Linked DNA regions of Homo sapiens: region 2 is linked to region 1. A link is an interaction called in ENCODE POLR2A ChIA-PET data of the cell type or tissue named here. Cell type or tissue: OCI-LY7. All regions are shown on one strand. Each heading gives the region's core, and the rest is flanking DNA. Links, peaks and the distances in the headings are about the cores only. Region 1 holds the start of RELT (RELT TNF receptor). Region 2 overlaps C2CD3 (C2 domain containing 3 centriole elongation regulator).

What was found. Peaks named below come from ENCODE experiments on the same cell type or tissue, not always from the same donor. Only the 100,000 strongest peaks of a DNase experiment are listed, where the experiment ranks them.
Region 2: POLR2A ChIA-PET joins it to region 1 with 21 read pairs; 2 of 35 experiments call an interaction of 5 or more read pairs at or near these places.

What each region holds. Positions count from the first base shown.
Region 1 is chr11:73,375,256-73,390,555 of GRCh38, reverse strand. RELT (RELT TNF receptor) reads right to left here and starts at 14,157. Exons shown (of 11, transcript NM_152222.2): 1 at 14,057-14,157; 2 at 1,375-1,444; 3 at 1-5. The coding sequence starts at 1,419. RefSeq lists enhancers at 1,592-1,701, 1,537-2,484, 2,406-2,565, 2,485-3,432, 3,433-4,382 and 2 more and silencers at 5,206-5,445, 13,638-13,717, 13,808-14,097, 14,128-14,437. In OCI-LY7, for the core only: CTCF peaks have their summits at 3,920 and 6,994 (motif pointing right); DNase peaks (open chromatin) are centred at 3,805, 5,245, 7,075, 7,635 and 3 weaker places; H3K4me3 peaks cover 5,195 bases; H3K27ac peaks cover 7,020 bases.
Region 2 is chr11:74,009,076-74,024,375 of GRCh38, reverse strand. It overlaps C2CD3 (C2 domain containing 3 centriole elongation regulator), which reads left to right. Exons shown (of 33, transcript NM_001286577.2): 33 at 10,851-11,658. The coding sequence ends at 10,991. It overlaps UCP3 (uncoupling protein 3), which reads left to right and starts at 15,291. Exons shown (of 7, transcript NM_003356.4): 1 at 15,291-15,300. RefSeq lists enhancers at 12,321-12,470, 15,043-15,300. In OCI-LY7, for the core only: no CTCF peak of the experiment used is centred there; no DNase peak of the experiment used is centred there.

The DNA of each region.
Region 1 (15,300 bases), core at 2,473-10,472:
AGCAGCTAGAAGAACAGTAGGCATTGAAAGAGGCAGAAAGTGCTGGGTGTGGGGTCTCTGGGGTCATCTATCCCCCACCTATTTCCTGAAACCCCAGTGGTAGGGACCACTGACTACCCCACCCGGGCTTCAGGGACACACTCTTCTAACCTCAATCCCTCACACTGAGGAAAACCTGTCCTGTCCCAGACCTGCTGCAAGACCAGTACCTGGGCAAGGAGAGAGCCACATCTGGCTCTGGAAAGTGCTGGAAAGCCCCAGATAAGGCCACATCAGGATCTCAAGCCCTTCCAGCTAACCAGAACGATGAGGAGGAAATGCTTCCGAATCCTCTCTCGTATTCTGCCCCCACTTCCTCCTACTTTGGGTCCATCCCTGGCCCCATCACAGCTGGGCATATCATTAACCAGCCTCATTTATAATCCCTGGAGCCAAGTCTGCAGGTGGCGCTTCCTATTCTGGGCTCTCCCTTCAGCGAAAGTCTCCAGGACCACATCCTCCTCTGCAATCTTCCCTCAAGGCGAGGCTACCCCATTCACACCCACACACCCAAACAGGGAGACGCATCCCAAAAGAAAGCTCCATCTTCTCAGTGTGTGTCCCCAGCCCATTTCACTAGGAGTTCTCTCTGCTTCCCATTCTTAGGAATGAACTGTCTCTCCTGAATCCCTCCTAGAGTCCCCCAATTTGGCCTAGGCTGGATGAGGCTACCATCAGCTGCCCTGGAGATGGAATAGGGATCTCCTCAGACCCCAGAGCGGCTCCCAGCACCTGCTAAGGCTGGAAGGCCTCCTGTACATGGAGCAACCCTTAGCAAGGCCCAAGGCCAAGTCTCACCCTCCCTGAGCTTCTAGCGTCACAGCAGAAAGATGGGCCCCAGGGCAGACCCCAAGATGCTGCAAGTCTGTAATGTGGACTTGCCTGCAGCTCCGGGCAGCTGGCCTGATCCTGTGATCCTGGGACCTGGAATCTGGGATCCCCCAGACCAATACAGATCTTGAACCCCAGCACCTGAGGTGCTATGGCTCTCAGGGTCCAAATCCCAGGCCTCTTTTGCCCAGTTTCCTCTTGGTGCCCAGCATACCCTCTGGGCTGGGCTCCGTTCTCATGCCTGCGTGCCAATGGGCATCTTGCCCTCAGCCATGCCTGCCTTGCCCATAAATGCCAGCAAGCCCTTCATTCTCCATCTCCCTGACAAGCCTGGGTGGGCCCAGAGGTGCTTCCTAGGGTCCAGCTGCCTCAGATTCTTGACGAGCTGAGTAACTGAGCCCTGCCCAGCAGGGGGTTCCCCGGGAGTGTCTGCACCCTCTTGCTGGAGGGCTGCAGGGCTGAGGGTGCGGCTTTTCTCCTTCCCAGGGCCCATCCCCAGCTCACCATAAGGAAGCAGGACAGGGGCCGGCACAGCAGACTTGGCTTCATCCTCAGGCCCCTGGTGGTCGCCGGCCTAGGGCAGATGGAGAGGAGGCTCGGCAGAGCGGCAGGGACAGGCAGGCAGCTGCTGTCCCCTCAGCACCACTTCCAGGATGACAGGACTCATGGGGAGCAGGCAAGGTGCTGCTGGGCAGGCAGAGCCCGGGGAGGCCGGCTCCACACCCGCAAGCACAGGCCCAAGCAGAGGGGGCTGCCCTGCCTGGGAGCCGGCCTCACGGGGCAGCACAGGCAGGAAGGCAGGAAGAAGGCTCTGCAGGCTGGGAGGCTTCCCAGAGGAGGAAGGGCTTCCTTCCCCTTCCTTAAACTGCCAGGTGCCCCGAGGCATCAGCAGGGGAAGGAAGCGCGTGTGGCGGCCTGTGTCCGTGATGACAGGGTTGCAACCAACACCCAACACCCCAGCCCGGCCTCCACACTCCAGCCCAGCGCTCCAGGCTCAGGCTCCCCCCGCCTCCTCCTCACAGGTCTGCAAGCATGCCCGGCCTCTGCCTTCACTCCTGCTGGTTCTGGTCCAAGGAAGGCCTTTTCCTTTACCCTTCAAAGCTCAACACGAAGGCCTCTCTTTCCAGAAGCTTCTCTAGAAGCTTTCCCCAAAGTGGGTCTGGCTCCCACAGCTCCCCACCCCATCTAGGTCCTGGTCCTTCTGCATGGCCACTGTCCACACCTCTTCCAGGGAGGCTGACTCCTCCCTTGAGGCTGGAACATGTCTGGCCACAGCTCTTCCCCTGGCAGACCTATGGGGCTGGGGTGGTCACGGCAGCCAGTGCTCTGTCTTTGTCATCTCTCCAGCACCTACTGCGTGCGGGCACTGGAGAAATCGGTATGAACAAGACAGACAAGGTCCCTGTCTGCAGGGAGCTCCATCCCAGGGGAGACCCAACTGCAAACAGAGAGGTGCCCCTGCCATTTGGTGGTAAGTGCCAAGAAACGAAATAAAGCAGAGTGGGAGTGCAGTGTGTGATACTTCAGAGAAATATCCATGGTGGCGTCACGGCCCACCGGTCTGAGACTGAGGCCCCCAGGCCCAGACGGTGGCCTGCTCTGGAGAAGCCTCCGGCCAGTGGACGAGGCGGACACAGCAGGACAAAGGATTCACATCAGACAGCAGAAGGGACAGGTGGCAGAGCAAGGAAGTCCGCTGTGTACTTCCTGGAGGCCTGGCTTCAGGGGCACGAGGCTGAGGAAAGCCGTGCTCTTCAGGCCACACGCAGCCTCTTAAGCCCAGGGGCAGCCTGGGAACCCAGCCACTGGCTCAGGGCCGCCGCGGCTGAGGCCCCCGCTGTGACTCCAAGGCCGGTGAGGTGAGAAAAGCGCCTCCTGTGGTAGTCCCAAATCACTCAGAGTCCTCTCCCTGCAGGCAGCCCGGCCCTCCCACCTAGAATAGCAGCCCAGGAAACCGATCTGTCCACCCGCCCTCCCTCTTGGCAGATCTCAGAGGGGCCCAGGGTTTGAGTTACACTCAGGGGAGGGAGTGGGCAGCAGTTACATCATCTCAGGACTCTCCAGGTCACTGGCAGCCACTCTGGGTCCCAGGCCAGCTCAGGGGAAAGCCAGGGACAGGAGAAGGTAGGGCCACAGTATAGGGTGGAGGCCACACCTGGCAGTCAACACCCAACAGATGGCACCCCCAGGCTATTTGGGGAGGGTCCCCTGTCACTCCTTAAATTTGGTCACAAGTCTTCCTTCCAGTTTCTGCCCCAAAGTGTCCTGTGCCCTTGTCAGGGCCCAGCTCCCACCTCGAGCCTGTCTCCCCATGGCCCCTCCTCTGTCCTTTGAGGGATCTAACCCACAGACCTGACCACGAGCCCCAAGTCCTCAGGCTTCACTTCCCCACTAGGCCTGACTACGCAAGACAGAGCCTGATGCTGGGGGTGGGGGCAGGCTGTGGCAGGCATGGTGGCTCACGCCTGTAATCCCAGCACTTTGGGAGGCAGAGGCAGGTGGATCACGAGGTCAGGAGTTCAAGACCAGCCTGGCCAAGATGCTGAAACCCCGTCTCTAGTAAAAATACAAAAATTAGCCCAGTGTGGTGGTACAACTTGTAATCCCAGCTACTCGGGAGGCTGAGGCAGGGGAATCGCTTGAACCTGGGAGGTGGAGGTTGCAGTGAGCCGAGATTGTGCCACTGTACTCCAGCCTGGGCGACAGAGCAAGACTCCATCTCAAAAAAAAAAAAAAAAGACAAAGCCAGGGGGAACCGTGACCAACCCAACAGCCCAGCCCCCAGCTCTAGCAGCCCTCCATGTCCCCAAGGTAGGCCCAGAGGGCTGATGCGGGGGTGAAAAGAGGCCAAGCAACCACAGCAGAGAGCCCTAGAACCACCCCAACCCTGGGTGGCACCTGCTAGGTGACCTGAGCCCACAGGGAGCAGCTGTGCAGCTGCTCATCTGCAGACAGACGCAGAGCTGTGTGATCTAGAACCTTCCAGGAAGAAAGCGGGGTCCAAAGGCCCAGACTCAAAGCCAACGAGGGCCCACTCCAGCACACGCATAGACACTGCCACCTAGGGCCTTGCACCTTCTAATTACGCACCTTCTCATTACCCCAAACCAGCACTTACTCCAGTCTGGCTGCCCGGCCCCCACACTCAGCCCAGACTGAGCCCCCACTGGACTTGCCCGGTCAGGTAGAAAGGCCTGGTGCACACACATGTCCACACCTGCTGCTCAGCACCCCTCACACCCTGCCCCACAAGGCCTCCACTGTCTAAAACGGCCCTGGAACCGTGACCAAAAAAACAGTTAGATGGAAGCCCCCTCGGCTGGGAGGGGATATCTGAAGGTCCCATATCCGTCTCTGCCTCATCCTAAAGGCTGGGCAGTCAGTGAGGCCCCAGAGCCTCCGATGCCTGACAGAGGAGAGCCACACCCAGCCACACTGGATGGGGAGGAGGGGCCCCAGGGGGGTAGCAGAGAAGGAACTTGGCTTAGAGGCCACTCCTCCCATGTCTCCTAGCCTGGGGCCCAGTCTCCACTGCCACCAACTCCCTTTGGGACCTTCACATCACTGGGTCTCAGTTTTCTCATCTACAGAGATGGGGACGTTCATCTTGCTGGCATGGCTGTCGCGAAGTTTTTGGGGAATTTCTGTTTTGTTTTTTCTGAGACAGTGTCTCACTCTGCCATCCAGGATGGACTGCAGTAGCACGATCACAGCTCACTGCAACTTTGAACTTTTAAGTGATCCTCCTGCTTCAGCCTCCTGAGTAACTAGGACTGCAGGCATGCCCCACCATGCCTGGCTAAATTTTTAAATTTATTTTCTGTAGAGACGGGGTCTCATTATGTTGCCCTGGCTGGTCTCCAACTCTTGGGCTCAAGCGATCCTCTCGCCTTGGCCTCCCAAAGTACTGGGATTCCAGGTGTGAGCCGCTGTGCCCAGCCAGTCATGGGGTTTAAAGGAGGTAATGAAGCTAAAGTAGGTCATGGGATTTCCTTCTCCACAGCCCTTCTCCTCTGCCCTGCTGGCAGAGGGCTGTGATTAAGTATTTGTTTGCTTACTTGTTTATTCCTTGCTCCCCCACCAGACAGTGGTGAGGGCAGGGACGTCTGTTTTATTTGCCACAAAACTCCACACCCAGCCCCATGTCTGAAGCGGGAGGCCTCCAAGCAGGCTCACGAGGCGGGGAGGGTTTCCTCAGACTCAGCTCTCCAAAAAAATGCCCGAACAATGAGAACCAGAAATTCCCTGGAGAAAAGCCAACTAGCAAAGGCCACGGCCAGACCCCCAAGCTGAGGGCCCCAGACCACGATTGAGGCCACAGATGGTGGAGCCCCAGGGAGGTGCAGCCTGGAGGCCTCAGAGAAAGAGGAAGCTGTGCCACCAGCCCAGGCCACAGGCAGCTTCCCCTTTCCCAGAACTGAAGCTCGCTGGGGTCACCCGGGCCCTGCCACGCCACTCCCCCTCCCCTAGGCAGGGCCCTCCCCTTCCCTACAGTCCCTAAGCTCTCCCAAGGCCTGCGCCCATTGCTCTTGCCCCCTTGCCCTGTCTCTGGCCTCCAGGTCAGTCCCGCCCTGCAGCCTAGGTGCCCTGACACCCAGTTCTGGCCCTGGCCCTGGGCCAGCTCCCACCACCCTCAGGATGGCGTCGTGACGCGCCCCCACCAACCTCCCCCACCCACACGCCTGCCACGCTGAGTGCTTTCCACCCTCACACACGCTGCACCTGCTTTCTGCTCTCCCCTCATCGCTTGGCCAGCACCCACTCTTCCTTAGAGCTCAGCTCGAAGTCACTTCCTCCTGGAAGTACCCTCTCCCCCACCTCCCCCTCAGCATTCATGGTGCCATGCAGATCCTATTACCCAGCCCTTTCCCCACCACGAGCTGCCTGCTCCATGCCCAGTGCCGACCTGGGCGGGTATGGGCTGATTTGGGGGAGAAGGCAGAAAAGGCACTCTTGGTAGAGAGCCCAGCTATGCCGAGCTAGAAGAGCCAGTGAGCAGGCTGAGGGGGAAGGAGCCCAGAGGCTGGGGTGGGTCAGAACCCAGATCTGAACCCCTGGGCTAACCTGGGGATACAAAGTATGGGGTGCAGTCCTGCTCTGCTCTGTCTTGCACTGGCTCTGTGGCCTGCCTGCAGAGGGCTGTGGTAAGGCTGAAAGAAGAGAATCACATTAAGTACTCAGCACAGGCCTGGCACAGAGTAAGCATTCCCCACACTTCACTGTGACTCAGTTTCCCTACGTGTGGAATGTGGAGGAGAAGGGCACAAACCTTTTATTTACGTTCAGTGCCTGGCACAGAGTCTGGTATACAGGCGGTGCTGGGTTCGCCCTGGTGGGAATCTGGAGGGTGGGAGGGCGGAGAAGACGGGAGGAGTCTGGAGGAGTCTGGGAAGGTTGGTGGGCAGTGCTCAGGTCACACCAAGGCTCAGCTGCCTGCCAAAAAGCCTGCACTTCCCCCTAGGGCCTATGGGAGCCAGGAAGGGTTAAGCAAGGGATGGAGAAGAATGAACAGTTCGGTCTCAGCAGGCTCCCCAGGCTGCCTGCTAAGAGAGGCCGCACTGGGGGAGATGGAGGTGGGGGCTGGTGCCCACCTGGAGGAGGGCAGGTAGGGAGGCAGCTACTCTGCTTCCCAGATAGTGGCTCCTGAGCCTGTGGACCTCCCTCTGGCCTCCAGAGGCTAGGGTTGCCTGGAAACACAGCTGGACACAGGCCTCCCTTGGCGGTGGCCACACCCAAGGCAGGAAGACAAAGGCCACCCATCAACAGAGAAATCCAGGTTAGCAAGGAGCCCAGCGGTTCCCTGGCAAGTGGGGCTGAAGTAGGGCAGCGACCACGCTGAGTGGCTTTCCCTCTTCCACACTCACAGGGAAAGGAATGGACCCCAGCCCTGTGCAGGCCGGGCCCTCATCCTGGGTTGCTGCCTTTCCTTGCAGGAGAAGTGAGCATTCCTGTTTCACAGCTGGGCAAACTGAGGTCAGGGGAGGTCACTGGCGGGGGTCACACAGCCAGTAAGAGATGAAGCAGGAATGGAGCCCAGGACTGTCTCTTTTCTGCCTCCTTTTGCCCTGCAACTTAGCCCAGGACCTGGCACATAGTAAATGTCCTTGCAGTGTTTGCCAACCTGATGGTGGAGGCTAGCAAGCTAGTAGCACCCAGTAGGTGGCTCAACTGAGGGTCTGTTACTAAGGACCCAGGAGGGCCCCAGGAGAAGGTGCTGTCTGCACCGCCATCCCATGGGGCCTCTAGGAGTTGCCTGCATCTATACTCATTTGCATATTGTTCTAGTCTGTGCCAGCTCTGGCAGGAAAGGGAGCTGTGAACTGAAAGAGGCAGGAAGACCGGGGAAGTCTGGGAATTCCCAGAGCGGGGAAAAAGAGGTCCCAGGGTGGAACCCCAGCTTACTAGGGCTGCTGCTGGAAGCTCAGAGATGTGCAGAGGCTGGCTCAGGGCCACTCAGTGAGACAGGTGCTCCACTCCTGCCCCCTCCCACAGCCCTGGGCAGCCATGAGCTCCCAGGTCACCACGATGGGGTATAAACCAGTCCCTCAAGGGCTGGGGAGCACCTCGAGGCCAGGCAGCAGCTGCTCCCCAGCCCACTCTCAGCAACACCCCCAGAAGTTGGGCATGGTTCTGCACCTCAGACCTCCTGGCTGCCACCAGGCCTGGGTTTCAGTGGCTCAGGTGGATGGGGTGGGGCTGAGGCTAAGGGGGCTAAATTGGCCCCTTGAGGCCAAGAAAAGGGCTGAGGTGGCCACACCTGGCCCACCCAGCTCCTCCCAGTCTGGGTATGGTACAGGTGCAATCCTTGCCCCACTTCCTGGGCCGAGTCTGGGGCTAGAGGAGGGATGTCTGAGACCAGACAGTTATCTCGGGCAGAGAGGAGGCTCCCTAACCCTCCTCACTGAGCACTACTGCCTGTCCCCTTCCCACTCTAAGCTGGGTCTCACTGAACCCCTCAAAGACAGTGTTCCATGCTTCACACAGAAAAAACTGAGGCTCAGAGAGGTCAAGTGGTAGCCTGTAACAACTTCACCTTGAAGGAGATGAAGTTTACCTACCCTGGAGTAGGGGCAACTGGCAGGCGACCCCTGCCTGAGCCACCCAGGCCTGGTATCTCCACTGCTTCTGGCCACCGTCAACCTCTCAGCACCACAGACAGCCCTGTGTTGCCAACCCTGGCCCTGAGACAGGACAGCAACGGGTCTGGGGGTGCTGAAGGACACCTCACTGCAGCCCCGGCTCATGCTCTGCTACCTCCTCCAAGAAGCCACCTTTGCCACCTGCCCCGGCCATAAAACTGATCCCAAGTCCCTAATGTGCTCAGCATGGGCCCTGCCCCCAATCACCCTGACCTGGAAGACCTGGGCAGAGGCTTTGGGAGGGACTTGGGGGAGACCACAGCCCTGGTCTGCCCCATTCTCCAACTCTCCCCAGACTTGCGGTGCTGGGGAAAGAGGCGCCCCCAGGGCCATCCCAGGTCAGGTCCTACCCAGTGGAGCTACGCTGAGGACTGGGGTCAGTGCAAGTGCAGTGGTGGAGCAGGGAGGAGACAAGGTTGGGCCCTGGAGCAACCCACCAGGGTTCAGACTCTGGCTCTGTCACTTCGCAGATCGATGGCCTTGGGCAGGTTACTTACCCTCCCTGAGTTTCGGGGTCTTCCTCTGCAAACAGGGGTGCTAGTCCCTGCCTCATGGGATACTGAGGGCTCTCAACACAGCTCCACGAGGGCCAGAGGAACCCAAGCTCAGGACCAAGCAACAGCCAGCCGAGGTCACCCAGAGGCTTGGGTGTGGCAAGAGTGCTTTGGGGAACTCCACGTAAACCCTGGCAGCACAAGTAGAGGGGCCTCGGCCTCTCTGGGAGGGCCCTGGGTGCCCATGTCCCAGCCCCTGTACAGGCCTACGTCCACCTGCTCCCACACCAGCCAGGGCCATGGTCAGGAATGTAAGGGGTAGTTCAGCAGTCAGGAACCCAGCCCCAACTTCCCAAGCCTGTTTCCCAATTACACCAGTGCAGCTGACCTCATGGTGTGGTGGAGGACTCAGCGTTCACAGGCAACAGGGGCTCTTCTTACAATCAGGCCTTGGGCCAGGCATCCCCTCCTGTAGGAAGCCTCCCCAGCCTCCCTGTCAAGAGGGCCCCCTCTCCTCTCCAGACTCCCCCACCCCTCACCCCTGCCATCAGTTTTCAGTCTCCCTTGATTCCTCGAGAAGGGGTGAGGCTCCTTGAGGGAGGGAGGGAAAGGGTCTGTGCAGGAGGCCAGGCATGCAGCAGGCTGGTGGTGTGGGTGGCCAAGGTCCTCCCCTCTCACTGCTCCTCCTCACAGTGCATGCACTGGGCTAAGCGCAGGTCCCCCCTCTGGAAGCCCCCACTCCTCTCTCTACCTGCACACTCAGACCCTGACTCTAACTGGCTGTAGAGGTCCCGCTGTCCCCCTCTGTCTGTGACAACTAGCCAGGGCACTTGCTCACAGCCACATGGGCAGCTTATTTATAGAGCTCTCATCTTTCCCAGAGTGGCCTAGGAAAGAACTCTGGTCTTCAAGGCCAGCAGACCTGGGTTTGGATCCCAGTGACACTGGGGCCTGGCAAGTGCCTCCTCTCTCTAGGCCTTGGTTTCCCTGCCTGTGCTTGGAGGGAATGATGACCCCCAGGAGTATAAGGCTGAGGATGTGACAGCCTCCCGGGCCATAATCCCACGGATGGGCAGAGTAGGGATGCAGCATTGGCTCTTGTCCTCTCTGCCACTCCAGCCCCACTCAGCAGCACCAAGCCTAGGCCCAGAAAGACACGGGTTCAGCACACAGTGGGTATTCTCCCTGTCCAGAGACCACATCCCTGCTCCCCCATCGATCCTGAGTGGGGAATGGCGCCAAACACACCCTGCTGAGTAACCTCAGGCAAAACCCCTTCCTCTCTGGTCCTCTCTCCTGCTGACCTGGCAGAAGGGCTGGCCCCATAACAGAAGTAGTCAGGTCCCGCCCAGCCAGACTGGGTGCTGACCAGCCTGGCCCTTCTTGAGAAACTAATGTTAGAATTGTCAGACAAACCCCTCGACCCTCACCTCCTGCCTGGAGACCAGGCTGGGGGCTGGGTAGGATCTGGAGTACCTGACTACAACACAAGTGGCTGCGTGACTCAGCCTAGGGCTGCTCTCTGAGTCGAGGTTCCCCCATACCAACTTGGAAAGGAGAGGGCCCGGGTGAGTGCTGTTGTGAGGAAATGCTGGGCCCAGAGCCTGGCACACTACAGGGCCTGAGCAGGGACAGTTGCCTCTACTGGCTCAAGATGTCGAGGACCATGACAAGCACTACACTTGCCCCCTACCCACAGGAGTGGCCGTGAGTCTTTGCCCCCACCCGCCAGCACACATTCTGCCTCAGGTCATGGTGAGCACCAGAGACCTGGGTGCAAATCTCCCGGTGCCTCCCAGCACACAGGTGCTGGGATCCTAGAGCAGCTGCCCTTCCTCAGGAAGAGGTCTCGTCAGCACAGAGACGGCAGTGGGAGGGGGTGGGCTACTGGCCACGCTGGCCCCACCAAGCTGAGCATGCGGTACCCACAGGTGCCCCAAACCTGTGCCCATTCCCCAGCAGTGAGGGAGGACACCTGGCAGGTGGCCCACAACAATGAAGGGAGACTAATTTCGGGCCAGGAGGGCTTCCTGGGTGAGGTGGAGCTGGGGCTATAGTCTGGATGGCCAAGAGGGTTCTAGAAAGAGGGAAGCTTTAAAAGCAAAGGCAAGGCAGACAAGGCATCTGGCAAGGAGAGGCGAGGGTAAAGATGCAAATTCTGAAAGGCCTTGGAAGGAAAGGCCTCATTGCCAGGTGAGGAGTTTGAACTACACTTTGTAGGCGAAAAGCAAGTTATTTTATGGAGGTCACTCTGGCAGTGTGCGGGAGAGCCGACGTGGAAGCACAGAAGCTAGAACCAGAGCCTGGGCAGGGATGGCAAGGCCAGAGCTGGAATATGAGGCAGGCCGACGTCCAGAAGGTGTGTCTTGGGCCTGCTTCCAGTGCTGGCCAACCTCCAGCCGCCAGGGAAAGTGTGGACACAGAATGACAAACTCAGGACAGAAGGCAGGTACCGCGTCTGGAAGGTGAAGGTTCTAGGAGTCCTAGGGTAAGTCCCTGAATTCTCAGAACCTCAATCTCTCCTTCTGTGAAATGAGATTGGGCCTGACCCTATGAGTAGGGGCAGGTGCTGACTGGCCCTCAATATCTCCCCTCCTTGGCTAGACATAGGGCCCTCCCTCCAGCAGCTATCACACCAGTCCCAACTGTGGTCACAAGTGGAAACCCAGCCTGGCCCCACTGTCATCCCCAGAGGCCCAAGTTCCCAGAAAGGTTTGGCTTGGCCAGGGCACAGGCTGAGGCTGGGGGCCTCCTTTAAGGCTGGGATAAGGAGAAGTTAACCCTTCTCCTCTTGCTCCCCCTCCCAGGCCCTAAGCTATTTCCACCTCTTTGTTGAGGATGGAAATAACTCCGGCTCAGCCCCTAGAGACCACGACAGCTATTTTCATCAGCCCCAAGAAGCACAGCTCCAGTCATTGCAGAGAGGACCGAGGGACACCCTGATCCCCAGTTCCAGTTCTTGGCCAAGTGGCAACAGTGGTCAGAGCCAAAAGGGGTCTCTGGGAAGAACAGGGAGACCGAGGCCCAGAGAGAGTAGGGACCAGCTCAAGGTCACTCCCTGTCTGCTCCCCACCATAACATGCAGGTGGATTTGGGGAAATGCCTCTAGAGCAACTGCAAAGGGGAGGGGGCCTCTCAAGTATGATGAAGGTCACCTGGGACTCTCAATTTTCCCTGCTACCCCTAGGCTGTGCTGCTAACTCCATACACTCTTCAAAGCCATGGGGACACCCCCAAAGCCAGGTCCAGGCTCTAGAAGGCAGGGGACAGGACTTTCTGGTGATGTCTGGTTGGGAGTGAAGTCTGGGGAGGAACAGGAAGACCATGTAACCCACCCATCCCCAGTGTTCCAGACATGTGTGCACACACACACATCATACTTAGAACTCACAATGTAATGCCCTGGCTAGGCCACGCCTACTAGCCCAAGTTTGAGAGACAGAAGTCCAGGAAAGCCATGAGCAGTTATTAGGAAGGTGGGTGATCCTCTCTCCCAGCATCTCACTGGTCTCTGGGGTCAGAAGACCTGAATTCCAGTCCTGGCACTGTCCTGACTCTGTATGACCTTGGCCAAGTCACTTTGCTTCTCTGATCCTCAGTTCCTTTCTCTGAAACACAGTCACTACATCTCAGAATCACTGCGAAGATTCAACAAGACAGAACACCATGAAGTGTTCAGAACAGTGCCTGACACTGTCCCCCACCCTGTCCCCCACCCCTAGAATGTAATCAGCATTTTCAGAGGACGACAGCAGAAGACAGAACTTCCAGATTCTACAGCAAGTGCCACCCTCTCCTAGACTAGGGAGCTCAGCTTCCACCCCACCCTGCATGAACCCCACAGACCTTCATACGGGAGAAGGGGCCTCAGAAGGGTCTTGCCCAGATGGCGAAAGGGTACCGCTCCAGCTCTCCAGCAAGAACTTAGCCTCCCAGACCAGAGACCACTCCTGGGGAACAAGTCTCTCCCCACTCTCCCCCAACCCAAGGAACTGAAGAAAGGACACCCAGGCAGAGAAGTGAATGTCTATGGATTTGGGGATCCATATTGTCTATGGATCCATTTCGTGACAGAGGACCAGGAAGCCTTTGGGTGGGAGGCTAACGTTTCCTTGACCAGTTTTGGAGAAGGCTGTGCTTCCAACCCTATCAGTAGCCCCTGAGTGCAGCCCCTGGGCCGCTGTGTCCCCAGGAGAAGCCTGCCCCCACCCCCCACTGCAGTCTTTCTGCCTGAAGGGAAGGGAGAACACAGGCAGTTGACCCAAAACAATAGAGGATCCCAAAGTGATGATTCACAGTCCATTCAAAGCCCAGCACCTCAGTGTGCAGATGGGGAGACTGAGGCCTGCGCGGGGGAGGGGGGCGGGGGGGTCTGAGAACAAGATTGTGTCCGGGTCCGCTGAGAATACAGATTACACAGGGGCAGAACTTTGCCAGGTGTAGGGACTTCGATGCGTGAGTGTGTGGATGCAGGTGGGCGGGGGGAAGCTGAGACTACCACAGGGCCCCTACCCTGCTGCCATCTGGGCCACCCCACCAGATGTTGCCCAGCCTCGGCTTTCTCCCTCAGCCAGGGCCTATCCCTCAGGGTCCATCTCCTCACCAAGCTGAACTCCTGAGGGGTGCCCTCGTGGGGACAGTCCTGGAGACCCTTGTCTCCTGGCTCCCCAACTTCCTCATCGCCCCACATCTGCCGGAAGGTGTCCTAGGTCCGGTCCCTCCTCCTCCTGCCTCTTACTCATCATCACCCTAGGCGCAGACACACACACACACACACACACACTGACACCACTTGACCCCACACGCACACCATGGCGCCAGCGAGCTCGGCTCGTTCTCAGTCACTTGGGCTCCTCTCCCTCTATTTCACACTCACAGTAACGGGTGGCCCTGGCCCTGCGCCGGTCACGCCCCAAGCCACGCACTTCGTGACCCCAGTGACCCCGGGTCTTTCCCTCACACAACACACGCACACACGCTGCCTGTCTCCCACACACAGAGCCCCTCTGTGTCGCCCGCTCGGCCCGGCGTCACCGCCCAGTGTCCCAGCCACACGTTCGCCCGGCCAGGCCGCCTCACGCGCCGTGTCACCCACAGTCACGGGCTGACACCATCCAGACCCCCCCTTGGCCGCCCCGCGCCGCAGCCGCGCCGAGGCGCCGCCGTCCAGCCCGCACCACAACCTGGTCTCGGTCCAAGTTTCCCGGGCCGGGGACCGCTCCGGGCCCCGCCGGCCCCTCACACCGCAAGTTCCGCTGCTTCCCCGCGCGCCCCCCGACAGCCACCACGCAGGGCCGGCCCGGAGTCGCGGCCGGAGGACCTGCAGGTCACGGGGCTCGGAGACTGGCGGTGGCCGGTGCGCGGAAGGCGCCGGGACAGGACGCGAGGCGGGAGGAGTGGGGTGGGGGGGCGCGCGGCCGGGCTGCCGCATCCGCCGAGCCCGCGAACTTCCTCAGAGACACGGGGAGGCAGGGGGCGCCACTAGGGTCCGTATCCCGCTGGCCCGGCCGCGGAGAGCAGACTCTGGATGGGCGCTCCGCGCGCCCTCCTTACCTGGCTGCGCCGCGGCAGCTCCAGCTCGGCTCCCCGTTCGACTCGGCGCCGCGGCCCGGCTCGGCGAGCGCCCGGACAGCCGCGCAGCCTGCGCGCCTTTTGAATGAATCGCCGGCTGGGCCGGGAAGGTGCGCAGACCCGCCCCCGCGCGTCACGGCCGCTCCGCCCCCGACGTCAGAGCGCGGTCTGCGCCCCGCGCCCGACTCACCCCGAGCCGCGGAGGGGCTCGCCGCTCTGCCGCTGGGCGGTGCTGCTCTACGTCGCCCTCTCTCGCGCCCCTGGGAACTGCAGGGGGCTGCGCGGGACTGGGCGGCGGTGCCCAGAGGGCCTCTTGTATCCGCCTCTTCAAGGCTCTGAACCAAGCAAGGAGTTGTGCGAAGCAAGATAAAGAGACTGGAGACTGAGATACTCCTCTGGGTCCTCTCAGCATTGCCAGTGTAACTAGAGCCACCTCTGCCCCTTTCTGGGCTTCATCTTCCTCCTGCCAGTTGGTGGCCAGGAAGAATAACCTCACTTTGCTTTGTTGACGAGGCCCAGGCCCAACCCTGGAAACCCTCACCTAGTTGGCGAAAAGGCCTGGTGAAGGTGAGTCTATAAAGGAAGCCCACACGGTGGGCTTCGGCACATCCTTCAAGGCCTAGTGAAATCCTCCAGGAGGCGTCTCCTGCCTCCACTCCCCTACTCCCCGCACCACTTCTCTGTGCCAGGGTAGTTAGTTTCCCTCCAGCAGGACAGGTGACTCAGTGCCCCCCTCCCTACTACAGCCATCCCACCCTGCCAGTTTCCAATGCCAGTCATCACAAACTCCAGGCAGTATTCACACTGTATTCCGACTCCGAATCGTGTCCCCTGGAGTTGTGCTACAGGGTGTGCCAGGACTGGAGGGAGCAGCTCAGTGGCCCGTTCCCCCTCTCAGTACTATTCAGGGGATCTCAGGCGGTCCTCCTGGGACAGTAGGGCTGATGGGAGACTGAGACACCAGGGAGGACCTAGTGCTGGGCCAGAGGCCTGGCTGGGGTCAGGATAATCACAGCCCATGACAGAGATGGAGAAAGGAAGGTAAATAAGTCAGCTGGGGATAGATGGCTGGGGGTGGGGTTCTAAACAGTCATAGAATCTGAACCCAGGGGCTAGGAGACGGAAAAGGTCAGGTCCCCAGGGTCCAGGAGATTCCAGGAGGCGAACTGGACACCGCATGGGGAGGGGAGCAGGGGATGAGTTTTCATTTCCCTGGGTCATGCTCA
Region 2 (15,300 bases), core at 4,853-12,852, 630 kb before region 1:
GGACCTACTGGTAACTGGTTATCCAGCTTCAATTGTCTGAAAATATCTTTATTTTTGAAAGATTTTTTTTCTACTGGATATAGAATTCTAACTTGAATTTTTGTTGTTTCTTTTAGCATTTTAGAGATACCTTTCCACTGTCTTCTGTCCTCCATTGTTTCTTATAAGAAGCATTGTTCTGATTGTTCTTGCACTGGATGTAACATGACCTTTATTCACTTCTTGTTTGATTTTCTCTTTATCTCTAGTTTTCAACAGTTTGATTACAGTGTTCATAGTTGTGGAGGTAGGGAATGGGATAGAAGCAGGGGAATGGGATAGGGGAGGAGGAACATAAAGATCTGTTCAACAGTATTAGAGATGTTTCGATTCTTAGATTGGGTTGTGGGTTTACAGATGTTCATTTTCTTGTGCTTCATGATTTACTGTTGTTACATAGATTCATTGGTATTCATTGGTATGAAATCACATAATCATATGTCATTAAAATTATACAGTGATTGAATGATAACAAGATGGAGACACCAACTCCTTCCACAAATTAGGCTGTGAATATGGAGCAGAGAAATAGGACAGTGGCTGGAGTGGCATGCGAGACCAAGGGAGGTTGTTTTTGTTTTTTAATATGGGAAGGCTGCAGCTTTCTATGTGCTAATGCAATGATCCCATAGAGAAAGGGAGAAGGGGAAGACACAGGAGTGGGAGAGAAAAAGGAGAGGGGGAAAAGAAAGGGTGTGGGATTTAGAGCACACATGGAGGTATTGGCCTTTTGAGAGGAAAAAGAAAACTCACCCAATATCATGAAGGAAGGCAGAGAAGATGGGTGCTAAAGCAGACAGGATTAGAGATTGGTGGTAGGGTTTCAAGTTGATGGAAGTTCCTGTTTTCTCAGTGATGCTTCAGGCACAGTCAGCAGCTCTAAGTGAGAGGGAGTGAGGCAAGGGCAGGAGCCCTGTCCTGTATCCACATTTGAGAATTCCACCTCTTCTGCCTCCTCCTAAGGCCAGCCTTGGCCCTCACAACTGAAGAGGAGCACTTTGAGAGGCTGCAGGGCTCTTCTCAACCACTGTCCTAGGACTGCTATACTAAAGCTGATCTGCTTCCGGGTCAGGGCTAACAGCCCATCCCTGAAACAGGAGAGGGCTCGTAATTGCTGGATTGATTGCCCTGGTTTCCCCACATGATCGAAGACAAGACCTGATCTTTCACTCCACACTGAAATGATATACCTGAGCCAAGGAACCTCCCAGTCTCCACTGGAAGCATCTGTGAAACAGATTTCCCCTCCCTCCTCCCACAGTAGAGTGGATACAGGAGCCTGTATGACATTCGTCAGATCTTTGGACTTTTCTGAGTCTGCTTTCTCATCTGTCAAATGGGGTTATCAGGCCTCACAGGGTGGTTGTACTGTAGAATAACGAGTGCCACACAGGTAGAGTATAGGGGCCAGCCCATAATTCCCACCCCATGCTACTTCAACTTCTGGCTGTCGCCTCTGCAAAAAGAAAAGGGGTGAGAACGATGGCTGGTTTAGCAGGACTGCAGCACAGCGATCCATTTGCAGTTCCAAATTCATTATAAATCAATCAAGTTCCGCTGCCCCTGCTTTCTCTTCCCTCTTGTGATGAAGTAACTCTTTACTGGGACAGCTTCCTGATTTTGTTAAAAGTTTTTTGTGATTCTGCTTGCTCAGCTGCTGATGGACAAACTAGTTTTATCAACTTCCATACAGGGGAGGAGAGAGGTTGACGATGAGAACGGCAGTAATTTGCTTTACATGTTGTCTTCCTCAGACTGTGTCTTCTGCTCTGTAGATTTTCACTCTTGGGAATATCTCAATCACTCTGATGACTTCAAATATGACTTTGAATGACTCTCAAATCCTTATCTTCAGTCTAGTCTTCTCTCTCATGCCGCAGACACGTACGGACCCACCTGCATCCTAGACGTCTTGTCCGATGTGTCACAAACAATTCACTCTGTCCAAAACTTGAGCTTGTCATCTTCCTTTGCATACTTCCTCTGCCACCTGCATCCATATCTCAGGAAATTCAGCCACCATCCATGTAGTTACTCCTGCCAGAAGCACAAGTATCTCTCACCCCTGCTCCTTTATCCCCCATGACCCACAGCCAAGATCCACATCACCAAGGCCTGTTAATTCTGCCACCTAAGCATCTTTTGAATCACTTACTTCTCACCCTGCCCTGTCTAGCCCAATCATCTCCCCACTATTTCTTTTTTTTTTCCCCGAGACGGAATCTCACTCTTGCCCAGGTCGGAGTGTGGTGGTGCGATCTCAGCTCACTGCAACCTCTGCCTCCCGAGTGCAAGCAATTCTCCTGCCTCAGCCTCCCCAGTAGCTGGGATTATAGGCGCGTGCCATCACGCCCAGCTAATTTTTGTATTTTTAGTAGAGATGGGGTTTCACCATGTTGGCCAGGCTGGTCTCGAACTCCTGACCTCAAGTGATCTGCCCGCCTCAGCTTCCCAAAATGCTGTGATTACAAGCGTAAGCCACTGCGCCCAGCCCCCCCGACTATTTCTAACCAGTCTCACTTATACTTGCACTTTTCCACCACCATTTATTCTCCACACTGTAGCCAGTGTAATATCACACTCTAATCAGATCTTACCTCACTTTACCACTGGCAGGGGGAACACTCTTTAAGCCTGTCAAAACCCCAAAAAACTTCCATATTCCTAAGTCAATTATCAAATCTCAGTGCCTGATTGCATGTGACACAGTTGATCTCTCTCCTTTGAACACTTTCTTCACTTATTTCTAAGGCATCACTTCTTCTTGGTTCTCCTCCCTCACTGGCTGCTCCCGCTCTGCCTTGTTTGCTGGGTCTCCCTCATTTCCCCTACTTCTTCTTCTATATGCTGAAGACTCCCGATGGTTAACTTGGCCCAGACCTAACTCTACAACTGTAACTCTACAACTGCCTACCCAGCATCTTCACTTGAATATCTAATAGATGTCTCAAATTTAACATGTCCAAAATTGAGCTCCAGATTTTATTCCCAAATCCATTTCCCCTTCAGTCTTCTCAATTTCGATTAAAGGGTACAGCTGAACTCTGGAGGGGGGTGGTGTTTTTTGTTTGTTTGTTTGTTTGTTTGTTTTTTGAGACAGGGTCTCCCTCTGTTGCCCAGACTGGAGTGCAGTGGCATGATCTCGGCTCACTGCAAACTCCTGGGCTCAAGTGATCTCCTGCCTCAGCCTCCTGAGTAGCTGGGACTCTAGTTGAGTTGTTCAGACCAAAACTCTTGGAATCCTCCCTGATGCCAGTTTTCAATTAAACAGGAAATTCTGGCAGCTCTATCTTTAAAATATACAGAAATGTGCTTCTCACCACCCTGGTCTCAACCATCATTATTTCTGGCCTAGATTATTGCAGTAACCTCCTAACTTGCCTTTCTGCTGCTTCCCTTGCTCCTCACAACCCATTCCCCATACAGCATCCTGTTAACTTTTTAAGACGTTAAATCAGTCATCAACTCAATCATGTGACTTCTCTGCTCAGAACCTTCCAATAACTTCCCGTCATTGAATAGGAGAACTAGAGCTGGGCCTGAGGATAGGCAGGCCAGAAAGTAGGAAGATAGTTTTGACCTCAGACTTGAAATTTGCATCTTTTAACAAATGTGCAAAGCCACAGTCCTGAGCTAGGTGCAGAAGACAGGAGCTTCCCTCGGGGAACTCACAGTTCCCTGGGGAGCCAGCCTTATATCTAAGTTCCTCCAACTCCTGCCAACTGCCTGTCATGCTGAAAGAGCTAGGACCCTCATGCTGTGGACCCTGCCTTTAGGGAGCTCGCAGTTCTTGGAAACGCACTGGACTCCAAACCACTCATTTCCTCAAATGACATTTGCCTATATTAGCACTGAAGTAAAGCAAAGGGAATGAGTATAGGAAAAGAAAGACAGAGCCATGTGGGGTGGCTTAAGTTGAATTCAACAAAGATAAAGGAAAGGCTTTTCATGCTGTGGATTTGAAAAGAAGAAACCTTAGAATCAACAGAAGTTGGACAGCAGAAGGTACAAGCACTGTGTGCTAGAGACATGGTCAGAAATGGGAAGAGATGGGCCTGGACTGAAACAAGATAGGAATTAGAAGCAAAGGACAAGAAGCAGCCTGTCTTCTGAGCCTTGGCCTCCCTGCCCTGTCCACATGGCACTTCTTTACCATGAGGTGAGCCTTGTCTTGCTCTGTGCCTTCCTGTGTTAAGCCCACGCTCTGCCCACATCATGAATGGGCCCCTGGATTAACCACAGGCATCGGGCCAGACACTGTTATTCATAAGGAGTGAGTGTAGGAGGCAGAAAGTATGAGACAAGGCCAGGCATGAGGGTACCCTTAAAACCTTGAGTTTTCCACCCACTCCCACCCGATGTTCTCACTTGTACTCAGCCAGACCACAGCACTTCAGACATCACTAAGGATCGAGGTGCCAGCAAGCCTGATTTTTTTGTCCTGTCTCTGCTTATGACTTTCTGAGGTCCTCAGCAACATGTCTAAACCAAGGGATAGAATTTTTCTATCCTGGCACCTCTAATCCCAGCTACTTGGGAGGCTGAGGCATGAGAATCACTTGAACCTGGGAGGCAGAGGTTGCAGTGAGTCAAGATGGTGCCACTGCACTTCAGCCTGGGCGACAGAGTGAAACTGTGTCTGAAAAAAAAAAATCTATCCTTTGGTTTCCTTTCCACAAACCAGAAGCAGCTGAAAGATAAATAGTCCTGGTAGAGAATCCCAGCTCTCCACAAAGCCACCAGATCAGATCAGTAGGGGGCCTGAGGGAACTTACTGATCCTGGGTTTCTTCTCAGCCTGTGGTCCAGGCCTGACGGCTGAGCTGCCCCTCTTGGGGCAAGAGGTCCTGACCTATTGCCTCATTTCATTAAACCACCAAGTCCCTAGCTTTCTGCAGAGCCTAAGAGAGACCTAAAGGTCAAAGTATCTCTGATAAAGGCCATACAGAGCTTTTAGAAGATAAGCAACTTGGCCACGGGTGTATAGAGGTCAGGAGAAACAGCCAAAATTGGCTGGCGCCACCCTGGCCCAGACTGCAAGTTGGCAGACACTTTTTAGGAAGGGGCTCATAGGTCTGCTGGGCAGGTGCTAGTCTCAGGTTGCCTGAGCCACTCTGAGGCCAGAGTCCAGGAGGAGCCAGGAGCTCTTCTTGTAAGAGTATAACTTTTAACCCTTCCCTCTCAAAACCTGGACTTTGGAGCCCTCTCTCTGGCAGAGCTTGGGTTCAGAAGATTGAGGATCATCTTTTGAACCAGGCCCTGTTTAAAAAAACAAACAAAAAAAAGGGTTGAGGAGTCTTGCCCTAGTCAGGCCCCTTCGTAGCATAGACTAAGGCCCAGGGTGAGGGAGTGACGTAGGCCCTGTAGAATGGGCCTGTCCGGGAAGGCTTCTTGGAGTAAGGAGAGGGTGGCATCAGGTGGGGTGTGGCACGGAGGGAGCATATCGGTAATAAGAACCACATGACCAGACCTCTAATTTAGGCATGGAGGGTGAGCTCAGAGCATGAGACCAGAGCCATGCGGCAGCCGGGCTGAGCAGGTCAGATTTGGGATTTGCCTCTCAGGGCTGGGCCTCTAGTCTAAGTGCCTTGTCCTCACTTCCCCTCTGCTCCTACTTGTGGCTGCTGAGTTTGCTGCTCTCTGTAGTATCAAGGAAGTTCTAGTCCAGGCCAGACTCTGAGAGCCACCCCAGGGAAAGGCAGCCAGCCAAAGGGGTGAAAGTTGAGCAAGGCAGGCAGCTATATTGAGCCCTCACTCGGCCTCTGATGCAGCAATCCATTGGCAGGTCCACCTAGCCAGCCAGACCCAGGCGGCTGTTTACTTTCAGTTTTCAGCTCCTGAGTCAATGTTTATGTCACTTAAAGGGGCTACTGTGGAAAAGAACAGAACTTTAGCCCTCATCCCAGACCAGAGGCTCACTGTTACCAAAGAAGGGGGGAAGACAGTGGGGCGGGGAGAACTTGCCTGGTCTAGCACTGCTTACCTCAGTACAGGAGATCCTGTACCCCAGCTCTACTCAGGACTTTTGGGGCCTGACCCTTTGCCAGGGATGGGGTCTGAGAACAGCAAGGCTTCATTTTGCTCTTGGGTCTGCAGCTGGTATTGGCTCTAGCTCCATCTTAGCCTCTGTGTTTTGTAAGATATTATACCTGGTCAGAACCTCGGCCATATCTGAATTTTATTTGAACCCAGCATAGACCTGGATAAGAAGACCAAACAGAAGTTCTTAGATCCACTTGACAGTGAAGCTAAGACCCAGAGAGACCCAGAGTGAGAAAGCATCTTGGTCTTGAGTGAGTGAGACAGTTAGGTTGGGCCACAGACCAGTGTCCCTTCCACTGCACTCCATTGCCTGTCCTCTGAGAAAGTCCCTCAGATACTTGGAAGCAGGGGTAAGTGGGGGCACCTGTACCCACCAACCCCTGGGAGCATGTGGCCTGTTCGAGGAATCCATCTGGGGGCTGGAGTGAAGAGAACCTAGAACACAGTGGCTGGGATCAGATCATGTTCCAGGCCAAAGAAGAGGGCCAGGCCCTCCTGAGAGAGCTTTTGGAGAAGAGTCTGCATCACAGGGAGCAGACCAGAGAAGGAGCCAAGGGCCGGGATAAGCCCGTGGTTTATAGAGTGCCTCCTCTTGCATTATCTGCTCATCCTGATCCCATTCAGATGCACAAACCAAGGCCCAAAGAGAAGGTGGGTTGCCCAACACCGCTTGGCTAAGAAGTGGTAGAGCCAGGACTAGAACCAGCTCCTTATGCAGGGTTAGCCACTCAATTTGAAGAGCCTCAGGAAGCCCCACATTTTCTTTCCAAACCACTCCTTACACCTTCCACGTGCTCCATTTTCTCCCCAGCAAAGTCTGATCTTTAGCATTGAAGGCTCTTTTAAGACACATCTATTATCAGAGAGGCCTATCATGTTCATGACCTGGGTGTCCAGGTACTCAGAAAGGAACAGGTCCCATGTATGGATGAGGTAGGATTTAATGGGGCAGCCTGAAAGCCCCTGGCCTACTGCCGTGCTTGACACCCGGTCCACAGGAAAGCCAGTTCTGTCCTTCAGCCTAGTACAGTCGTCAAATACCCCATCCCTGTTCCCTGGGAAGGCCCTTACAGATCAGCTCGCTGAAGTCCAAGAAGAATAAGATCAAATTCCCCCCAGACATTCTGGAACTTCCTCAACCAGCATCAACCCCTCTTCTAGTAATAGGTTTGTCTTGGCTGTTCTCCATACCTGCAGCTCAGCCTATCCACCCCCACCACTTTCCTAGCAAAGAAAATTCCTTCCTCACAAAACCTGCACCTCCACGTGGCATACCCTCTCTCTTCATTGTCTGTTCACATTCCACCTTCATGTTTAAGTTCCCGCTCCAGGGACTTCACCCCATGGATGACACCCGCTGTCTAGACTCCAAGGCACCTGCAGCCCCTCCAGCTACGACGATCCTGCTTCCATGTGTGTTCCTCCTGCCTCCCCAGGAAGGTTGATGCCTCCCACAAAGCCCATGTTCTGCTGACAACTTTCTTGTGCCCTCAGGTCTACAGCCAGAAGTGTAGGAGTATTTCAGAGGAATGGATGATACATTTGAGGGTATCCCTGCTCTGGCCAATTTCGCCTCTGGCCAACCCCACCAGGGTTGTGTGTTAGGGTAGCAGTCCTGATGAAGGAAGAATCTTCACTACTAGTCAAGATGGTTTCTAAACCCTATTGAGGTCAACAAAAGCAAAATGCTGCTGAGTGTGAGTTCTCTGTCCTTCCACACCCCGCCCCTGCCCTGTACACAGAGCCAAGCCCTGTCCTTGTCCTTGTTCTGATTCCTGGGCCTGGGCCTTGCAGATAAGGCCCCCTAGGTCATTGGGTTAGGGTATCAGTGCTGGAAGGTTGGTGCCACACACGATTCAGCTCCAGGGCAGATATGGCCCAGCCAGTAGGTGTAGGTCTGTGCTCATGCTGTTCCCTCTAATGAAAGACCTCACCTGACAGCCAGCTTCTGTTGAGACCTTGCCCATCTTGGAGCCCACCTCCTGTGAAGCCGCCCCAGACTTTCTCAGCTGTTACTAATTGCTATTTTCTCAGTGCTCACAAGCTCTAAGCTTCATCTCTGTGATTGTTGGGTAGCTCATTGTCTGTCTTCTCTCTAGCTGAGCAGCCCTATGACAACAGGAACCACGTCTGCCTGTTGTCCATAAGAGTTGATCAAGTTGATTAGATCTTAGGCTCCTGAAAAGTTTGATGAGTCACCAACAGAGGTGTTTTGTTTTGAGACAGGGTCTTCCTCTGTCACCCAGGTTGGAGTGCAGTAGCATGATCATGGCTTACTGCAGCCTTGAATTCTTGGGCTCAAGCGATCCTCCCACCACAGCCTCCTGAGTAGCTGGGACCACAGGTGTGCACCACTACACCCTGCTAATTTTTTTTTTCCTTTTTTTTTTTTTTTGAGACAGGGTTTCCCTATGTTGACCAAGCTGGTCACAAACTCCTAGACTCATGCGATCCCCCTGCCTTGGCCTCCCAAAGTGCTGGGGTTACAGACGTGAGCTACCCAGCCCAACAGAGGTCTTTTTATGGTCATTTCATGAACTGAGGTAGTTGGCCCTTCCAGCCATGGAGAACAAGACTCATCTAAGTCTCTCTAAAACAGAGAAGACATCTCTTCTAGAAAATGGGGAAACAAATGCCTGGTTTTAGGATTTGAGATAGAATACTATGCTCTAAGGCCTGTTTTCCCATCTGGCTCATAAAACAAACATCTCCCTACTTCCCCTTCAGAGTAGCAGAGAAAGAAATGGAAGGTAAGATACAACTGATGACCCAGAAAATCTACCTGCAGTACAGCTGGGGGTCAGGAATGGGACTTGTGTCATCCTAAATCCCAAATAGCTCAGGAAACAGCCATCTTGGATCTTGGGAGTAGAGAAAGATATACACAAGCTTAAAGTGCTACATAGAGCCTGAGAGAGTTTAACTTAACTAAAGACCTGGCATATGGTAGGACAACAACCACTGGTTCTAGAATGAATGAATGAGAAGCTTACTACAAAGAGTCTCCTCCCCACCCAATTTAAACCTGTGGTTACCCTGGCCTGGTCCCACCCACACTGGTCTAGCAGCTCCCAGGCTCCTGTCTTGGAACTGGCCTCGCTGGGATCCCAAGCCTCAGACCCAGGCCGTGCCCTGCAGGAGCACCCAGTGTGGAAGTGGGAGAGCAACAGGCAGAGGCTGGCCACTGGCCTCCCCTGGTCTGAGGCATCATGCAGTGCAGGTGCTTCCTGTATTTTGGAAGGAAGAACTGCAAACACCAGCAAAAAGTGGGTTTCCTTCTTCCCTTCTAGCCTAGACCTGCCTAGAAGGCAGGGAGATAGATCTTCTAGTCTCTGCTGTGCAGCCCAGCCCTAGTATCACTTTGCTCTTGGTTATAAGGAAAGGCTGCCTGTGGGCTCATAGCACTGAGAGCTTCCCAGATTGTAGACATTCCCTTGGCACTTAGAATTCTAGACTGGCAGGGACCCTCAAGGTTTCCCATCCACACTTCTATTTCATGGGTGGGAAACTGACATCCAGGCAGTAGATCAGGGATGCCTGACTCCACTCCCCTTATCTCATTCTGGCAATTCTAATTCTTTAGGCAGATCTCTCTGCCTCCAGGGCTTAACTCTGAGCTGAGAAAGCCTAAAACGGAGTTCTGTTTATTTCTGCGCCCCTCTCAAGTAGGTATTAAAAAAGATTGAAGACATGAAAGAAAGAATAACTGAATGTTACTGATGCCAGAAGCAACTCTCGCTGGGCGCAACTCTCGCTGGGCGCAACTCTCGCTGGGCCTCAGTTTCTCATGAGCAGAACTGCAGGGGGTAGGTGGTCCCAGTCTCTAGGGTCTCCACCAAGCTTCTTCTCAGTGCCCAGGAAGTGGTACAGTGTGCTCTCAATAGTCCTTCAGCTTATGACAGCCTCAGCTCATGGGACTTGATGACAGGGAAGAGCAAGCTGCATGCCATGAAGTCAGCCAGGTTTGCCTGTGGAGGCTGCTCCCATCTCCTTTCAGAACTGCCCCCTCCCCTATCAGGCCCCCACTTCTTCCCCAGGGCCTTGCTCTCAGCCAGCTGTCTGGGATGGCTTTCCTGTATAGCTTTGAGCTCCTTCAGCACAGGAGCCTGACATGGAGTAAGAAAAAAGAAAGAAAAATGAGTTAGAGGAGTCCAGAGGACCATGATACCATAGCCCACAGGTTTAAGTACCTTAAAGGCGGAATTAGTGATGCCCTGTCAGCCAGAGTCAGAGAGATCAAAGTTTGGTAGCCAAGCAGTAGGTAGGTGCTTTATGTCACCTGGCAACTCCAGGAGCTCCAAAGGGCCAAACAGAGAGTGTATTATTCACCGCCATCTCCCTGAGAGTTGGATATGTTCCCAGCATCACACATGGGACTAAACCCAGAGGACAAATGACTTGTCTAAAGCCATGCAACAGGAGAAGGGATGAGGATTCAAACCTATCCTGGAGGTGACGCTGCCTCCTTCTCCAGAGGCACAGAAAGAGTCAGGGCTGGGGTTCACGTCCCAGCTCTGCTACTCAGAGCTGTGGGACCTTGAGTTTATTCCACCTGAATGTAGTTTCCTTATCCACGACATGGGGAGAATGATATACCCCCCATATGGGGTTGAGGTAAGGGTCAAGCAAGATAAGGTACGTAAAGCGCTTTGTAAACCAGGCAGCTCTACATAAATATTAACCAAAGGACCAAAAGATGAGAGAAACCAGCGTCATCCATTGGTGGTGCCATATCCTCAGTGGTAACCTAGCTGACTTCTTCCTCTCCAGGACAAGAGCGAAGCCACCAGGGGAGCTCTCTCCCAAAGGCCTTGTCGCCCCAGACCTAACTCGCTCCCCCTCAACCTGCCTGAGGAAGAAACTCTCAGGATTGCACGGATATTTTCTTCTCAGTACTCCCAGAAAGACTGACGCAGCCTGAGGGGCTGGGGGGAAGGAGACACCTGCCCACCCTCCGTCAGCTTTGTCCAGCTTGCAGGAGGCACCAGGTCTGGCTCCTTCAGGGCTGTCACAGTCCTGAAACCACCACTTGCCTAGGCCACGGATGCCTCAAGAGACCCGGTCAGCCCAGACTGGAGGAGTGCCCCAAACCAGTCCAGTGTCCACTTGCCAGAATTTCAGCTCCTTTTTTCTGTGGTGAGGCAAAGGCTAGAAATAAAATGGAATCCGCGCCCAAGTGGGACCCAAGCAGGCATCTTTCGGTGGAGAAACGCCCCCCAGTGTCCTTGACACAGCTGACTGCTGGCATGAGCCCACCCTCTGCCTGAAGATGCAGGACCATTTTTGCCTTAAAAGTTGGGGAGGAGGGACATGTAGATTGTGTGCATTGTGCATAGTCAAGGAAATCCTAGGGCCACCTCCAGTTCATTTGTGTGGGAACAAGGATATTTTATAGATACAAATTATTTTTATGCTGTGTTGAATTAATCAATTAGGAGAGGAAGGGGAAATCACTTCCTTCAAACTTTTTATCTGATTGTCTAAAATTCTAACCATGCTTTTAACTTATTATTTTTACCCAGCTCTGAAGGTCATTGTTCTTGCCTGTGTTTGAATAAAATCATATTGGTGTTTGTAATCTGTGCACAAGTGTTTCGCTGGAGTGGGGATGCTAGGAATTCGTGTGTGCCCTAACTGCCAGAGAGAAAGATTAACAACCATACACCCCACGCAGACGAAGATCAATCACCATGAGACTTCTGGCTCCTCCAGAATCAGGTTGGTCCAGATGACAGTGACACCCAGTATTTCCTTTGCTGATGCTTGAAATCCATCAGACAAAGCCCCGTGGGGAGGACAAGAAAAGGGCCATGGATGGGTGCAGTGGCTCACACCTGTAATCCAAACACTTTGGGAAGCCGAGGCAGGCAGATCACCTGAGGTCAGGAGTTTGAGACTACCCTGGCCAACCTGGCAAAACCCCGTCTCTACTAAAAAAAAAAAAAATACAAAAATTAGCTGGGCGTGGTGCACGCCTGTAGTCCTAGCTACTCAGGAGGCTGAGGCAGGAGAATCACTTGAACCCAAGAGGTGGAGGTTGCAGTGAACCGAGACCACGCCACTGCACTCCAGCCTGGACAACAGAGCAAGACTCCGTATCACAAAAAAAAAAAAAAAAAATGGGGTCGCGGGAGCCAAATGTGCAGAGTGAGCAGTGTGGCTGGGCAACAGGCTTTCACCCCCAAGTACATGTCACTTCACTCAGTCCTCAAAACAGCTCTCTAACTCTAGATATTATGATATCTAGAGTTTCTGTAAGTTCAGTGTTTTGCCTCTGTTTGTGTAGTTAGGAAGTGATTAACCACACAAGAAATCCCAGAGGTATTGCAAGGCTACTGCTTTCAGTAATCAAAACAAGGTACAGCCAATAAGTGCTCTGAATTTAGGGACTTCATGGAGAAAGACCATGTGGGCTGGGGCAGTCAGGGAAGGCTTCCTAGAAGAGACAGGTCTTGGGGTGAGCACAGAGAATTGGCCCAGGCTGTGGACAGCTATAGAGAGAGAGCCAGGAAAGCCTGTGAGCAGTGTGCAGCTGGAGATAGAGACCAGTCTCACTGCGTCTGAGCCTCTGTGGCCTCGTCTGTAAAACAGAGATAATCACCCCAGCTTCATGGGGTTGTGAGGAAGATCAAATGAGATGACATTTGTGAAAGTGCTTCGCCTACTTTTGGCACATGGTGGAAGCTTAGGAAATGTCAGCCCCACCCACTCTCCTGACTTTCGGGAGCAAACCAGTAGAGAGGCAAGCATGCAGCCACTGGGGCAGGCAGAGCACTCCTGGGCCTCAGAGGGTGCAAAATGATGCGGGAACCTCAAGGAAGGAGTGGGTGCTGCCTTCTTGGTGACAAGCCCTCCCGCTTCTATTTATCTCTGCTCCGACGCCTGCCAGCCCACCCCTCCCCAGCACCACAGAGGCCAGCCTCCCTCTCAAGTCACCAGCACAGAGCATTCAAGGCCCAGGGCCCCACTTCCCTTGGGGCCCAGGGGACCTAAAGAGGGGCAGTCAGGGCCCAGGCCTGAGGGGGAAAGCCCCAGGTAAAGAATATTCCTCCAAATCCCACTCCAGCTCCCGCAGACAACCTGATCGGGGTCAGGAGGACACACTCCTACCCCAGGCTGAGAGCAGCCTCTGATAACACAAAAGGACCCTGAGGGTGGAGACCTCCCACCTCCACTTCAAAACAGTGTGTTATTTATCAATATCTTATCCCCGGAAGTTGAATCTATCTCCCAGTGCCAACTCCGAGATAAATGACTTGACCAGGCGTGTGGCATGGATTAAGGCATGAGATAGGTGTTCCCACCACCAGAACGAGCCAGTGGCTGCCTCTCTTCCCTTTGAGCCCTCCCTCCACAGAGACCTGTGAATAGGTGTTTCTGATCCCTAGGCTGGTTGCATCCCAACCCAGAGCAGGCAGCCTTCGGACTTCTAGCATGGGCTGGCCTCAGGACATGGAGCCAAAGCAGGCAGACCTGGCCCTGCCCTCAAGCTCCCAAGCTAAAGAGAGCCTGGCCCTCCCTCCCACTAGGTTTCTCCAGAGCCTGCTGCCTCCTGGTTTGGGCTTCTACTCTATTCTTCCCCCACAGACTCCCTGCAATTTACTGCATCACCTCTAGACTAGCAATTACAGATGGAGCTCAGAACCTACTTCCTGAGCCTTCCTAATCTCAGCAGCCCTGACAGCCACTTCCCTCTTAACACTAATGCAGCTGCTTATTCTGCTGACATTAAGGTCAGGGCCTGGTCCAAGGAAGAGGACAGGTACAGCCCAAGCTTTGCACTTGAACATCCATGCTTCTGACCACCTGCCCTGTGACGCTGGCTCTGTGCCCCAGTCCAGAAAAGACTTCTGCCTACTCCTCCTCTGCCCTACCCAGTTAACTCCCTTTCCTTCCCTCCCTTCTGCTTCTCACTCCTCCCCTCCCTTCTCTTCTTCTTCTCCCCTTCCCCCATCACCTGGGGCCCGATTCAGCTGTGCCCAGCCCTTACTCTGAGTGCCCACAGATGGAGCCTCCAGTAGCTTCTGTGGGGCACCCTTCCACCAGGTCCCAGCTCCCTTGGCTCCAGCAGTGTCCATGCTAAAGCCTCCAAGTGTCATGTTGGAGAGAATGGTGGTCACAGTAGATAAGCCCAAAATGCCTTACAGTTTACAGGCTGGAGTCAGGCCCCGCCACGTGCTGGCTACATGACTTCCCTGAGATTCCATTTCCTCCTCAGTAAAATAAGTGGTAAGATTTTAGGATCCCCAGCACTAAAAAGAAACGAAATACTGATACAGGCTCCAACATGGATGAATTTTGAAAGCATTACTATACTAAGTGAAAGAAGCCAGTCACAAACAAGCACATATTGGATGATTCCATTTCTAGGAAGTGTTCAGAACAGGCAAATTTATAGAGACAGAAAGTAGATTGATTAGTGGTTGCCTGAGGCTGGGGAGCGGGGGAAGGGAGGTGACTACCAATGTGTATGGAGTTTTTCCAGGGTGAGAGGGTGATGAAAATGTTCTAAAATAGATTGTGTTGATGGTTGTGCCACTCAGAATATACTAAAAACCATTTGAATTGTGCACTTGAAACAGATGAATTGTACGGTATGTGAATTCTATATCAATAAATCTGTAATTTAAAAAAAAAAAATTAGGTCGGGTGCAGTGGCTCACACCTATAATCCCAGCACTTTGCCAGACTGAGGCAGGAGGATCACTTAAGCCCAGGAGTTCAAGACCAGCCTGGGGAACACAGCAAGACCTCGTCTCTACTAAAAAATTTTAAATTACAAAAAAAAAAAGTAAAAAAAATAGAATCCTAATAGTACCTATCTCATAGGATTGTGGAAAATAGTAGTAATGTATGTAAAATATTTAGCACATAGTAGGCACAAAGAAATGACATTATTATTAAGAGACCTGGGAGAGCTGTGCCCAGCCTATCGTGGGAGGCCTTGACCTTTGGACTCAAAAGTGGCAGCAGGTCCACCCCCCCATACACCCTTGTCACCAAGGAAGCGTCCACAGCTTAAAGGAGCTATATTAAAGCACCCCAAGTCAAGAGGACTGAACCAGATCTGGAACTCACTCACCTCCCCTCTCACCTCACTGCCCTCACCAGCCAGCCTCTTGTCAAGTGATCAGGCTGTCAACCAACTTCTCTAGGATAAGGTTTCAGGTCAGCCCGTGTGTATAAGACCAGTGCCAAGCCAGAAGCAGCAGAGACAACA